2 separate regions of the Homo sapiens genome follow, and region 1 is linked to region 2. The links are chromatin contacts, found by Hi-C or POLR2A ChIA-PET in ENCODE. All regions are on one chromosome and are shown on one strand. Each heading gives the region's core, a stretch centred on a gene start or an enhancer-like site at or near the end of the contact. The rest is flanking DNA. Distances are from core to core; before and after follow the strand shown. Region 1 has its middle 66 kb from the start of LINC02199. Region 2 holds the start of LINC02226 (long intergenic non-protein coding RNA 2226).

The links. Hi-C counts contacts between places; a loop is a spot of excess contacts on that map. ChIA-PET counts read pairs that join two places held with the same protein, here RNA polymerase II (POLR2A). Pooled maps may share reads with other maps.
Region 1: a loop to region 2 is called in a map of MCF 10A, with 7 times the contacts of the local background. The contact joins the enhancer-like site here to the promoter of LINC02226 in region 2. A Hi-C loop is called at or near these places in 1 of 168 maps with a recorded cell type or tissue (MCF 10A) and 1 of 50 pooled maps. POLR2A ChIA-PET finds 5 or more read pairs at or near these places in 1 of 52 experiments (MCF 10A).

What each region holds. Positions count from the first base shown.
Region 1 is chr5:8,902,517-8,908,838 of GRCh38, forward strand. No RefSeq gene overlaps it. Among named protein-coding and RNA genes, the nearest start is that of LINC02199, 66 kb to the left of the region's middle. Within about 2 kb of position 4,200, at least 4 of the 41 ENCODE cell types and tissues checked have a DNase peak (open chromatin) inside an H3K27ac peak, as active enhancers do.
Region 2 is chr5:8,453,197-8,460,148 of GRCh38, forward strand. LINC02226 (long intergenic non-protein coding RNA 2226) reads right to left here and starts at 4,368. Exons shown (of 6, transcript NR_039984.1): 1 at 4,253-4,368. It overlaps MIR4458HG (MIR4458 host gene), which reads left to right and starts at 4,491. Exons shown (of 2, transcript NR_039989.1): 1 at 4,491-4,570; 2 at 6,737-6,952. It also overlaps the pseudogene LOC100419318. RefSeq lists an enhancer at 4,081-4,180 and silencers at 4,701-4,750, 4,761-4,820.

The sequences.
Region 1 (6,322 bases), core at 2,950-5,449, 450 kb after region 2:
CATTACACTCACACAAGTAATAAAAATGGATATCCCAGCTTGATTCCTGCAGTTATTGTTTTATAATAGAATTGGAAAGACAATATGACAGAGGTAGATAGGCCAGTGAGAAAGACCACTAACCTTGGAATTCAATCACCCATGCTCAAATCTCACTACTGCCAATGGCGTAAATCACTCAAGCAGAGTTTCAGTTTTCTCCTCCCTAAAATAGGTATAATATTTTTTGCCCTACTTCTCCTTAAATGTTGTTTTGGAAGCTAAATAAGACTATGTACTACTTTAAAAGTGTATTAGTCCATTTTCGTGCTGCTGATAAAAACATACCCAAGACTGGGCAATTTACAAAATAAACAGGTTTATTGGACTTACAGTTCCACATGGCTGGGGAGGCCTCATAATCATGGCAGAAGGCAAGGAGGAGCAAGTCACATCTTGCATGGATGGCAGCAGGCAAAGAGAAAGAGCTTGTGCAGAAAATCTCCCGTTTTTAAAACCATCAGATCTCATGAGACTCACTCACCATCAAGAGGACAGTGCAGGAAAGACCCACCCCCATAATTCAATCACCTCCCACCAGGTCCTCACAGGACACACAGGAATTGTGGGAGTTACAATTCAAGATGAAATTTGGGTGGGGACACAGCCAAACCATATCAAAAAAGGAATAGTCATTTCTAAAGTATGGTGCCATTAGTGTTAATTTGATCGTCAGAAGATGAGTGTTGGGAGTGCACTTAACCAATCATGGAACACTGTCGTTTCTAGTGCCGAGCATGGTGTACTGGATTAAGAATAAAATCAGTTACATGTGCATTTTGTCTTGCAACACTTGCTGTGGCAAAAGTTGCTTTTTTCTACTTCACTTAAGTTAAATCTGCTCTGACCCTCGCCTGCCTAGGAATTGGGAAATCCAGTCTCAATCACTATTCCTGTTGTATACTCACTGCTCCCTCCCCGTGCAGGTTGTACAAGATCCTGCTGGTCTGTGCTGCCATAAGCCGGCCTCGGCAATGATCTCAACTAAGTTCACAATGTCCTCTTAGAGCTGCAGACAGAGATGGAGCGTGTGTGCTCCATTAGAATCAAGGGTTTCCCTTCTCTGTGGCAACCATGGGTTTTTATCAAACACCTTTGAGTTCAGCCTCCTGATTTTGTGCATTCGATCACAGTGCACATCAACTCAATGCATCCCAGAACTTTCAGAATCTCCCATCCTTCTCATGCCCTAAGTTCAGAGACAGCCTTCTCTCCTATCCTGAGTCAGTCACTTCTGCTGCCTCAGCTCTAAGCAGCCATCTCAGGTCTAGAAAACTCAGGACAATGGCCTCCAGTGAGCTGGAAGCACAGAAACTATTTCCCCCTCGTAACTCATCCTCAAAGCCTCAGGCCTTCACAACCAGAAAGAGAGCCATTAAATAAAAAGGTAGGAGCCGGAGATGGTGCTGCTTTATTCTTTGATAATGAAGCTCTGGCTCCCGTACCATTTGCACCACCAAAAACAATTAAATAAATAGCACTAGTTAGTTTCTTCTCTCTTTAATAACTCACACAGTCACACGCATATAGAGACAGGCACATGCATATACATGTAATTTATTGCCTACTGAGTACCTATCTATTTCTTAAGTAGTTCCTCCTACCAGTTCTAATTTTATTCAAGTGGTCTTTATATTCAGGTAATTTATCAGAAGCAGGTTCTATCCACACATTCATTATTCACCATTCACTCATTTAGCAACCCTTCTACCACCCTTATTTTGTTCTAGATATTTTTTCAAATATTGATTCAATAACTCACAACCCTTTGTAGGTGTGTCCCCCCAAATAATCTAAACAACAAGATTTAGTCCATTCTCATTGCCAGTGTTGAGATCTGGATGGGAGACCTAGCAGCATCTGGGCCAATGAAATATAAAGAGAAGTTTCCCACTGGCTTCATGGGAAGTTCCCATTGCTCCCCTGGGAGAATGCTCAGGAGCAGCTCTCTGCATCCCCAGGTGTGAGAATGCTTCGAGTCCCGGGTCCTGATAACTCCATACTCAGGGAAACAGCCCTGCTCGGAACTGGACTGTGCCACGGGGACTGAAGAGACAGAGAGTATGGATCCCCTATGGCCCAACTGAGCAAGAGAACCCATCAGCACCAAGGCGAGTGGGGCACTTGTATCTCCAGGGTGTGACCTCAGGGTCACTTCTTTACTCCCTCACTAAGCAGTTAGCAGTAGGTTCTACCTTCAATCTGCTGGAAATACTCCCACTTGTTCGACAAGCCCTCCAAGCTGAGAGAATCAGGTTGTTTCTAATTATGTGGACAATGTACAGTGATAGAGATAAGTGCCTGGTAGAAGTTGACTTTACATAGCAGACCTTGTCCCAAAGAGCAGCTTCCCTTTTAATTATGGGCAGATGTTTCCATAATTTGACTCTTCCTCGGTCTTAACACTTAAGTAGGTAAGAAAAATTATTCCATGGGACATGGTCAATATGCAAATGAATGACAATACTCACACAATCAATTATAATTAAATTTATCATGCTTCCAGCTTTCTCTGATTTATTATGGAAAGATAACTTGTCAGAAGAGTTTGAACTAATTATAGAGTAGAATTTTGGTCTCCAGTTTCTTTCCCTGAGGCATTATTGAAGTCAGCCAGTGGCAGTGATTTAAAATGCATTCCATTTGGAAGCCTGCCAGAGGAACGCCCTACTCTTACAGAAGTAAGAGGCAATGAAACAACTCCGTATTTTCAAAGGCCTCTTTCAAATTGTATATCAGCAAAATTCCTGGAAAATGTGTTTAGAATTCAGCCACCAAATGTGTTGGTTCTTGTCTGGTCACATTTCCAAGGTACTTGTTGAACCAACACACATCTTCCCAAAGTCACAGATGAAGTGTCTCAACTTCCATCAGTGTAAAAAGGCAAAGTGGAGCTCACAATGTATGGCTTGTACCAATTGGCAAGAACTGGGGGCACATTAATTCTCATCTTTCCACCTCAGTTCCCTTTTTTTGTAAAATGGCAATAAACCTCTCTGTTTAAAGATTTATGAAAATTAAATGAGACTGTATTTCTAACACTAAGTACCATGACTGTCTCATAGGAGGTATGCAAGAACTATTTGTGTTCTCCTCTTTTTCTAAAAGTTCAAAAAATAACATTCACCCAGTCTACTATTCAAGTTCCTCCTGAACTGGGCTCCCGTTTACCCTTTAATCTCATCTTGAACTTCTCTCCTAGGTCCTGCCTTTCTCTGTGAAGCCATCTCTATACATCTTCCAATCACTATGCATTACCCCAACAATCCACGCCTCTGTCCTTGCTTCTCTCCCTGCCAGGCAGGCTTCACCCTCCTCTCAGCACTCACGGACCTTGGAAGCCCAGTTTGCAGCCTGCATCTTCACGAAGGCCTCTGCCTGCTACAGACTCCATGGGCTCTGCCTTCATTGTGAAGCGCACTTCTGTTCTGCGCCGTTCTCCCTCAGAGGTTGTTTCCCCCTCACCTGCTGTCCCACAGTGTTATTCAACTTCAGATGCCTGGCTTCCCAGCGGCTGGACACTAGGCTTCTTGAGGGAGGGAGGCACAGTATCATGCCCTATAACACAGTGGCCACAGGAGATTAGTTGCCCCTCTCTACCCACTGAGGTTTTACTCCTCAACTGTGCCCCACTGGGAAAGTGGACAAACTAATTCATCTTCTCTCTCATTACTTTGATAATTGGGCAGAGTATTCTTTATTAAACATGGCATAATTGAATAAGATAATGCCTTTCTTAATTTGAACCTGTCTATTTACAAATTACAAAATTAAATTATATGATCAAAATCAATATAAATGGTTTCAGAACAAGTAGTTTGACTTTGAAACTATTTTCAGAATGAACAAGAGCAACTGGGTCATTCTGCAAGTGTAGCGCCTTTGTGGGTGTATGCAACAGCTCGCCCTGGCACTGTGACAGGCCAGGCTGTGTGGCACTGACGTTAATGGCAAGAGATGGGGATCCAGAACACCTGGGCTCTAACCACGTCCTGCCACTAACTGGTCATGTAACTTCAGCTTCTTAATTAACCTCAACCAAGACCCTCATCTGTAAAATATGATGATAATAGCGCCTACCTCATAGGGTTGTTTTGCGTGGGGATCAAATGAGTGCATACACCTGGAGCGCTTGCAGCAGAGTCTCGCACGTGGAGTTTGCTCATTAACCCCAGAGCTCCGCATTGGGCAATGATGGAATGATGTCTACTAGGGGCAAGGCACGGATGATTCACCACCACAAAGCTCACAAAGAGGGAAACAGGACAGAAAAATCTGGAAACGGGCACTCCCTGGTATAAGCAAAATCCCACAGCTGTCCACCATTGACAGCAAATGGGTTCCCAAAACAATAGAGACTGAAAGTAGTAATTATATTTTAAATATTTTATATGATACAATTTGATTTCTTTCAATTTATATTTTTATTAGTGACACGATTCCTCTAGTGAACTACAAAACTTGTAACTATTAAACTTAAAGAGCAAACTGCCTAATCTTAATTTCAGTCAGATTATCTCATCTATACATCATGCTTTAGTAGAAAATATGTTAACCTGGACTCTAAATTCAGCATGAAAAGTTACGGCCACATTTTCCTCCCAAAACCTCAGTGTCTTTATTTAAAGCAACACAAACCGAACACCTACCTTCACTACTTAATGAATTTTTTGAGAGTTTGAATTGAAATAATTTATGGGAAAGATGTGAGTCACCTTAAACCACTGTAGAGGCACAAAGGCCTATTAGGAAGCTGAATTTACAACATAGAGTTTAAATTAAAAATTTCTGAGTCACAGGTATTCAATGTGTCATCTGTTCAAAGTTTACATAAAGCAAGAGGTTATTATTTTAGTCTGGTTATGATGTTAGCTTTTTGGAATTCACATTTAAATCAAACTGGACAGTAGGATGGAATCTGGACTTTTTTTTTCAAATCTCCTTCAATTATTAATAGATCGATATTGCTATGTGTGTTTGTGTGTAAGAATAAAACACATAGTCATATACGTTAATGTCAGCACTTCCTGGAAAAACCACGGCTTAAAAGCACGTACTTCTGCTGGAAAACATAGATTCAACAATTGTTTAACAGACTATAAGAAAGCACTTGATATCAGATTATTTACTCCTCCTACTACTCCGGGCGACCTGTAGCCACTTGGCTTTCCCTGCATGGGGTACCGTGGTGACAGGAGTGCCATGGCTGTGGGTTTCTCTCCCATTTACCTGCCATGACCAGGGGACATGAGAAAGGAGTTGGGGAGACCCCACAGCAAAGCAGCACTGTTCCTCTCTGTAACTCATTGCTCTCTCCTCAGTAGAGAAGTCGCTGGGGAGGTGAAGAATTCTTTAACCTCTATTTCCTCATCTATGGAATGAGGATGATGGGACCAGCCATCACAGAACAGAAGTAAGAATTAAATGATAATTCAGGGAAAAAGTTGTTGGAATCCTTCATCTCTGTGTTCTCTTCCCTCGGTGCCTCCCTGGACACAGGTCCCGTGACTACAGGTAGTGGAAGTATGCAGGATGCCCTGTGCTAGGTCTGGAAACGTCAAAAGGAGCATCTCCATGGAAAAGCTTGCAGTTTTATTTCTTTGTTTTCTGTGAGCGCTTTTTAGAGCTCCAGACTTCTTAGCGCCTCCTTAGGGTTGGCACAAGAGTGAGGGAGACATAGGAGCAGTTCAGCTTCTCTCCACCGGGGGCAGCAGAGAGTCCACCCCAACAACTCTAAAGTGGAGATATTTTTCCTCTGTAAGAAAGAAATTGAGAAGGATAGGTGACTTTCCCAGTGTCACAGAGAGAGTGCACATGACTCATGGTTGGCTGGGTTTAGACTGGATCTTTTGGAACATCCTGCATGTCTTTGGCAAAAAGGAGACCAGCCCACCTCCAGGCACCTGGTCACCTGGGCATGAGATGAAAGAGGGGATATGGGTTTGTCACTCCTTGGAGCCACAAAGCTTGTGCTTGAGGAGAGTATCTCCTTAGTTGGAACATACAAAGGGGCCTGTCCTTCTTCCTATCCAGAGCTTTAGCACTCTTCTCTCCAGTGACGTGGAACCACCGGAGGCATCTGAACCAGCTAAGGGATGCCCAACTTCTGTAGCTCAGAATGACTTGACAGGTGGCCCACTGGAGTGGAAGTTTGATGAACTGACCTCTCAGCAAAGCCATTCACCTGGTAAAATACTATATTCTCCATCATATAGCATGCCTTCGTCTTTGCCAAAACATTTCTTGTTCAGTACTAGTGCATGACTCTACTGCAGGGATTCTG
Region 2 (6,952 bases), core at 3,118-5,617:
TGACATTTAGACATTTGCTCTTTCATGAAAGATTCTAACATATATTATTGTGGTTATTATTATCAATATTATCTCCAAAATTATATTGCAACTCTTTAGTTAGGTAAGTAAAGATCCTGCTCTTCTGGAAACTGCCTGCTTCCCTTTCCATAAAATAGTTAAGTTTCTTTAACTATTTTCTTCTAATTCAAACGCTTTACCACATGACTTTTTTTAGACCATTATGGAAAAGAAAGTCAAAACATTGCTGGGTATAAGGATTCCTGGACTCTGAAACATCAAAATTTCAAACACTAATTATTCTAGTCTAAGTTATAACCAGCTCATCTTGAAACTAATGAAGAAAATAAGAGCTAAATGTGTTTAGCATAAGTCAGATGATTATATCTGATCAGTGAACATGAATTAAGAGTTTAACAATATTATGCATGAAAAGAATAAAAGTGAGGGAATCACGTATTTTCTAGTTTTCCAAACAAAATGCAGGTTTTCATGGCAAGTAATTGACTTTCCCAGGTGATTTTATTAATTGAAAACCTGAGGTACTAAAAGTTTATTCAGTCATACTTGTTTTATTGTACATTTTGTTTTATTGAGTTTCACAGATACTGTATTTTATATACATATATATATATATATAGAAGGGTTGTGGCAGCCTTGCATTGAGCAAGTCTATCAGCGCCATTTTTCCAACAGCATGTGTTCAGTTTGTGTATCTGTGTCACATTTTGGTAATCCTCACACTATTTCAAACTTTTTCTTGTTATTATATCTGTTATGATGATATGTGGCGAGTGATCTTTGATGTTACTATTATAATTGCTTGGGGGCACCAAGAGCCACACCCATAGAAGACTTTAAACTGAACTGGTAAATATGTGTGTTCTGACTGCACCAGCAACCAGCTGTTCCCCATCTCTCTCCCTCCCATTAAGTCTCCCTGTTCCCTGAGACACAATGTTAAAACTAGGCCAATTAATAACCCTACAGTGGCCTCTAGGTGTTCAAGTGAAAGGGAGACTTGCAAGTCTCTCACTTTAAATCAAAAGCTTGAAATGATTAAGCTTCGCAAGGAAGGCATGTCAAAAGCTGGATAGGTTGAAAGCTAGGCCTTTTGTGCCAAATGGGTAGCGAAGTTGTGAATGCAAAGGAAACGTTCTTGAAAAAAAATTAAAAGTGCTACCTCAGGGAATATAGGGATAATAAGAAAGTGAAACAGTCTTTCTGCTCATCTGCGGAAAGTTTTAGTGGTCTGGAGAGATTCAAACCAGACATATCATTTCCTTAAGCCAATGTCTAATCCAGGACAAAGCCCTAATTTTCTTCTTTTCTATGATGACTGAGAGACATAAGGAAGCTGCAGAAAAGTTTAAAGCTGGCAGACATTGGCTGATGAGGTTTAAGGAAAGAAGCTGTCTCCATACATAAAAGTGCAATGTGAAGCACCAAGTGCTAGTGTAGACACTGCCACGAGTTATCCAGAAGATCCAGCTAAGATCATTGATAAAGGTGGCTACACTAAACAACAGCTTCTCAGTGTAGGCAAAATAGCCTTATGTGGAATGAGATGCTGTCTAGGACTTCATCTGACATGCTTTATTGTGATATTCACTTTATTGAGGTGGTCTGGAACTGAACCCCCAATATCTCTGACATATGCCTGTAATTTGCAAGGGGGAAAACAACTTTTTGCTATTACATTCAAAATGGATTTTGAAAGAGTCAGTTTTCTTTTTTCTTTCTTTTTTTTTTTTTTTTTTTTTTTGAGACGGAGTCTTGCTCTATCGCTCAGGCTGGAATATAATGGCACAATCTCTGCTCACTGCAACCTTCGCCTCCCGGGTCCAAGCAATTCTGCTGCCTCAGCCTCCCAAGTAGCTGGGACTACAGGCACATGCCACCATGCCCGGCTAATTTTTGTATTTTTAGTAGAGATGGGTTTCACCACATTGGCCAGGCTAGTCTTGAACTCCTGATGTCGTGATCTGCCCACCTCGGCCTGCCAAAGTGCTGGGATTACAGGCGTGAGACACCACCCCTGGCCCAGGAGTCAGTTTTCTATATCACTTGACTTTCTTTGCTCAGAAAGTCCAGCAACATGTTGCTCTAGGTCTTTGTTTAAAAAAATGTTATTGTGCCCAAAGTATTTAAAAATTTCTAAGACTTAGTATCTATTTCCTTATTAGAACTAAGAAAAAGAGAGCTCACAGGTAGTGTCTGATCAAAAACCACAAGCTTGCTGCACACTTGGCCTATTTAGGATTCAAGTTAGAAACTGTCAACTGAGAGATGTTAATTATCTTCTTTTTAAAAGTTGCTTGTAGATCCACTGTTTTAGCCCAGAATATTTCATAAAATGACACTGATACGTTTTGAATATATGTCCCCACCAAATCTCATGCTGAATTTTAATCCCCAGTGTTGGAGGCGGGGGCTGGTGGGAGGTGTTTGGGTCGTGGAGGCAGATCCCTCAGGCTTGGTGCTGACTTCCTGATACTAAGTTCCTGCAAGATCTGGTTGCTGTAAATTGTGGCACCTCCCCACCACTTTTCTCTCTTCCTCCTGCTGGCCTTCCACCATGAATAAAAGCTCCCTGAGGCTTCCCCTGGAAGTCTAACAGATGCCAGCAGCATGCTTGTACAGCCTGCAGAACTGTGAGCCAATTAAACCTCTTTTCTTTATAAACTACCCAGTCTCAGGTATTTCTTTATAGCAATACAAGAATGGACTAATACAGACACATCATTTTTTTGTGTGTGGTAAATTCTTCCAATTTCTCACCTTGCATTCCCAGTGCTGCCCTAACTGGACCTGGGGAGTTTCATCATACTTTCTTCAATACAAAGATTGTGAATACCTATGAACTCTTTTAAGACAATTTGTATTCTGCCATCAGGCTTCCTAAGCTACCTTGTGGATCCACATGCAACAGAATCAGAACTTTCAAAGCAGTCACCAAACATGTAACTGACAACTTAAAAAAAAAAAATTCAAAATGAAATTAACAAGCACCAAGGGTGTTATTATTCTCTTATATTTCTTTTAGCAGCATTCCATCACTATCTGCTTCTTCCACTTCAGAAACCTGCAAAACTGCTGTAGAATATCAAGCAGTTGTTCTAGTGAAGTCAATTATTTTTTAGCTCACTGCAAAACATCTGTTGACCCACGTTTTAGTCTTCTGTTCACTCTCTTCCAAGTATGTACTTGGGAAAACAACAGGACATCAACCAGGCAAGCTCATTACCATTTTCCACAGATAAATCTTTACAGTCGGTGTGAAAAATCTCACCCTGAACTATGGTGGCTGTAGTGAAAAGAACCATGGACAGACACAAGTATGACTTGTGAACATGATTCATAAAGCACCCAGAGCCCCAGTGTGGCAACACCAGATGAATGAAAAAGGTTCTACCATGTTATCAAAATCATGTCATTCTCACTTTCCCTCAACAGTACCTAAATTTTAAAAAGAATATAAGCATAATGATGAAATACTACAAAAGTATCAATTGAGATCACACTGCACTCAATGAAAATTATCCATGTTTATGAAAATAAAGATCTGTATCCAAAAAAATAGCAAAGTGTCCACAATAAATTATAAACACCAGGACATCAGGGACATTGATCTCTATATCCCAAAGCCTAGAAAAGTGCCCAGCACCTAATAACAATACTAACTTTTGAACATTTCACCACGTGCCAGGCACAGTTCTGATATGCTCCATGTTTCAACTTAAGGCTTACAGGCCAGGCTTACAGGCCACCAGTGAATCTATAAAGTTTCAGTTTATATATGAGAACTGAAGCACGGGATTAGATAATATTCCGAGACAACACAAATTAGTAGCAGATGGGTTAAACTCAGGCCGCGCATGTCTAGAATATGCACACTTACATGCTTGTTGAAAAAACTGTGTTGATTAGTATCAAACTAGCTTTAGAAAATAGAAGTTAAAAAAGGCAATAGACTTTGGCAAATTATTTGAGTAAAACGTCAAATGTCAGATATGTCGAGGCATGGGTAGCCTTCTAAGGGGTCACGTCTATGGAAGGAAAAAGTTTGGCTTAACAAATAGGAAAGTGAGAAAAAGAATGAAACAGTAAAATAACAGGATCTCGTGATGGGGAAAAGGCGGCCTGCCCAGACCTAAACGCCTCGCGGCCTCGCAGGCGACGCGGGGATGACTCAGCAGGACAGAAGGGAGGGAAGCTCCAGACGCCACGGCCCTCTTCGAGATGAAAGTACCTCCCATCCTAAGGGACTGGCGTTCCAGGAACAGCTGCGCTGGCTGAGCCGGCTCAGTGAGGCGGAGCGGCCAAGCCTTCAGTCCACTCCCACTCCCCGATGAAAAACCCAAGACCGGGTAGCGCAGCCCCTCCGCGCACGCGTAACACGAGGAGACACCGCCCACACGCCAGACGCGCTGTGATTGGCCCCAGCTACCCTCGGACCGAGATTCCTATTGGTCCCAGGTGTCGAGCATGCGCACTTTGGTCGTGGGCGCGTGTGTGGAATGGGAGGAGGTCGCGCTGTCCATGGGCGTCCTTGGCCTGCGCCACCCAGGTGAGCGCTCCGGAGGCTGCGATCCCCGGGTCCCGACCGCCCGCCTAGCACTGGCCTGATGGGGAAGCGTCCCGGGACTGGAAGGGCAGCCGGCTTGCGCGCGTGGTTCCCACGCCCCTCGGGCTCGGGGGATCGCTCCGGGTGCTGGCTGCGGGCTCGGCGGGGAGGACCCCGGGAGCGCGTCCCTGGGCCCCACGTCGGCCTCTGCGCGGGCAAGCCCCTGGGCTCTTTGGCTCTAGACGCTTTCCAGGCCTGGGGAAACCGCATGCGTGGACGTGGGAAACGGGGCGCGTGACGGGGAGGGGCGCGCCCCGGGGGCCTGTGGTCGTTCCGAGCTTCCACCTGGCCCGACGCAGGCATGTGCCCTGCCCGCCGCGTCGTCCCTGGGCCTGCGGGGGCTGGGGCCTCAGCTGAGAGTCCTGGGAAGGTGGTGCTGGATTGTGGCTCTGTCGCGGGGATGAGGGGTTGATCTGGGAAGCCCTCAGGATGTGTGTGTGGCTCCTGGAAGGTGACGCACATTGTTAGCTTCAGTAAGGTTTTCAACACCATGTTTCCGCAGAACTTGGTCATAATAACTATATCGCCTTCTAATAGTGCTTTTGGGGAGTTACTCATTTTAACAGCTACTACGTGTTGAATGTCCTCTTGTTTGCCAGGTGCAGTTCTCATCCCTAGGGGTGGAGAGTTGAAGAAGATATATTCAGTTATTTTCTTTTTTAATGCTTGAGCTAACAATGATTTTATCCTTTGCTTTCTTAAAGGTTTAATTTGCTCTTAGGTGGACAGAAAAGCATAAACTGAATTTTAACTACAAGTTGGTCACAGTTGAAAAGCCTCATGTGTGGTTTGAGTTTTAGCTTAGATCTCTCCTTACATGTCTTTCCTGACAGCTCCTCAGATTTAGACAGTGTGAGGATCAAAACTGTATGAAGGTGCTTTACTCTTGATAATCTGTGAACGTCAACTAGGAAAATTTTGAGTGTATTAGAAATGTTTTTCGAACTCTTTGAGAGTCTAGGCAATTTCACTTGGGTTCTGTGATTAATTTGCAAAGTATTAGGATGAAATCAAGAAACCTGCAGTTTTAATTGAATTGACTTTGGTTTTGTTTCTCAAAAAGTGGGACAACAAAAATACCTACTTAAGACTACTGTTTCAGGCACTGTCTAATTGCATTCATCAGATCTTATTATATTCATTCCATGAGGAATCGAAGACCTATTCAGTCAAGCAGCAGCCCAAGGTTACACGTCTAATAAAGGGCACATTCCCAGATCAAGCCCATGTAGGCTGACTCTAGATTCTGATTTTGAACTGCTCTGTTTCTGAATTGGAGTTTAACTCCTCTGTTACCCCTAGATTAATGGTGAGTATTTTCTCTCACCCAAGTTAATTCCATTAACTCTAATCAGAACCCTAATTTAGCATATTTCCAGTACAGTAGTTGCGGATCCATCCTACTCTAGAGTTTTTGTGCTATGTGTTAACTGTCTTTTATAAATGAAGGGACGGCTTCCTCTGTAACATACGGGAGCATTGTATAATCTTTGAACAGGCAAAAGCATTCCAGAGAAAAGATAGATGAATTTCATATATTTTTATTAAAACAATTTTATTAAAACATAGATAAATACTGGATTATTTAAGCAAGTTGCAGTCTATGTAGGTTAACCACTAAGCTATGCTTCCTCTCTTTGCATGCGTGTGTGTGTATACGTGTGTTTTTCCTAAAGATACATCAAGGCTTAGTACTTTCACAATGAGTTAAGTCCTGCGCTGTGCCTTGAAAGATGAAGGGAGGGAGTTAGAGGCAAAGATGAATTAACAGGTTAACAGGATCCGGGTCCAAGTCCTTAGATGCCTATTAAAGAGTTCAGGCTTCACTCTGCGGGAAGTAGGAAGATTTTTGAAAGACTAAGTACTGGAAGGACATGATCAGGTTTGCAACTTAGAACTATCACTGTGGCTGCAGACCTAAGAGTAGACGAGAAGGGTGGGTAGAAAGGTTAGGAAACTACATTTTCCGAAGAAAAACATGGAAAGAACTGAAAGGGTGATCCTGGAGTCAGAGCCAGGTAGAGAGTTTAGGGATTTAAGGAGGATTTGGTAAGAGATTTATTGTGAATCCTACATCCTAAAATTTTAATGTTTTTTTTTCTTTTCTAGAGATGATAAATAGCCAAAGACGTCAATGGCACCCATGGACATAGTAAGCATAGTAGGAGCTGAAAAACTAGAAGCAATGACAATGTCAACTATTTTGAGCAAAAAGAAGCAGTGTCTTCGGAACATTTGATCATAAAACCAGAAATTAAAGGATGAGAAAAACATTTTTCTGAAGCTTATACTTTCACATTTCCTAGAGAGCATATTTGTGTGGAT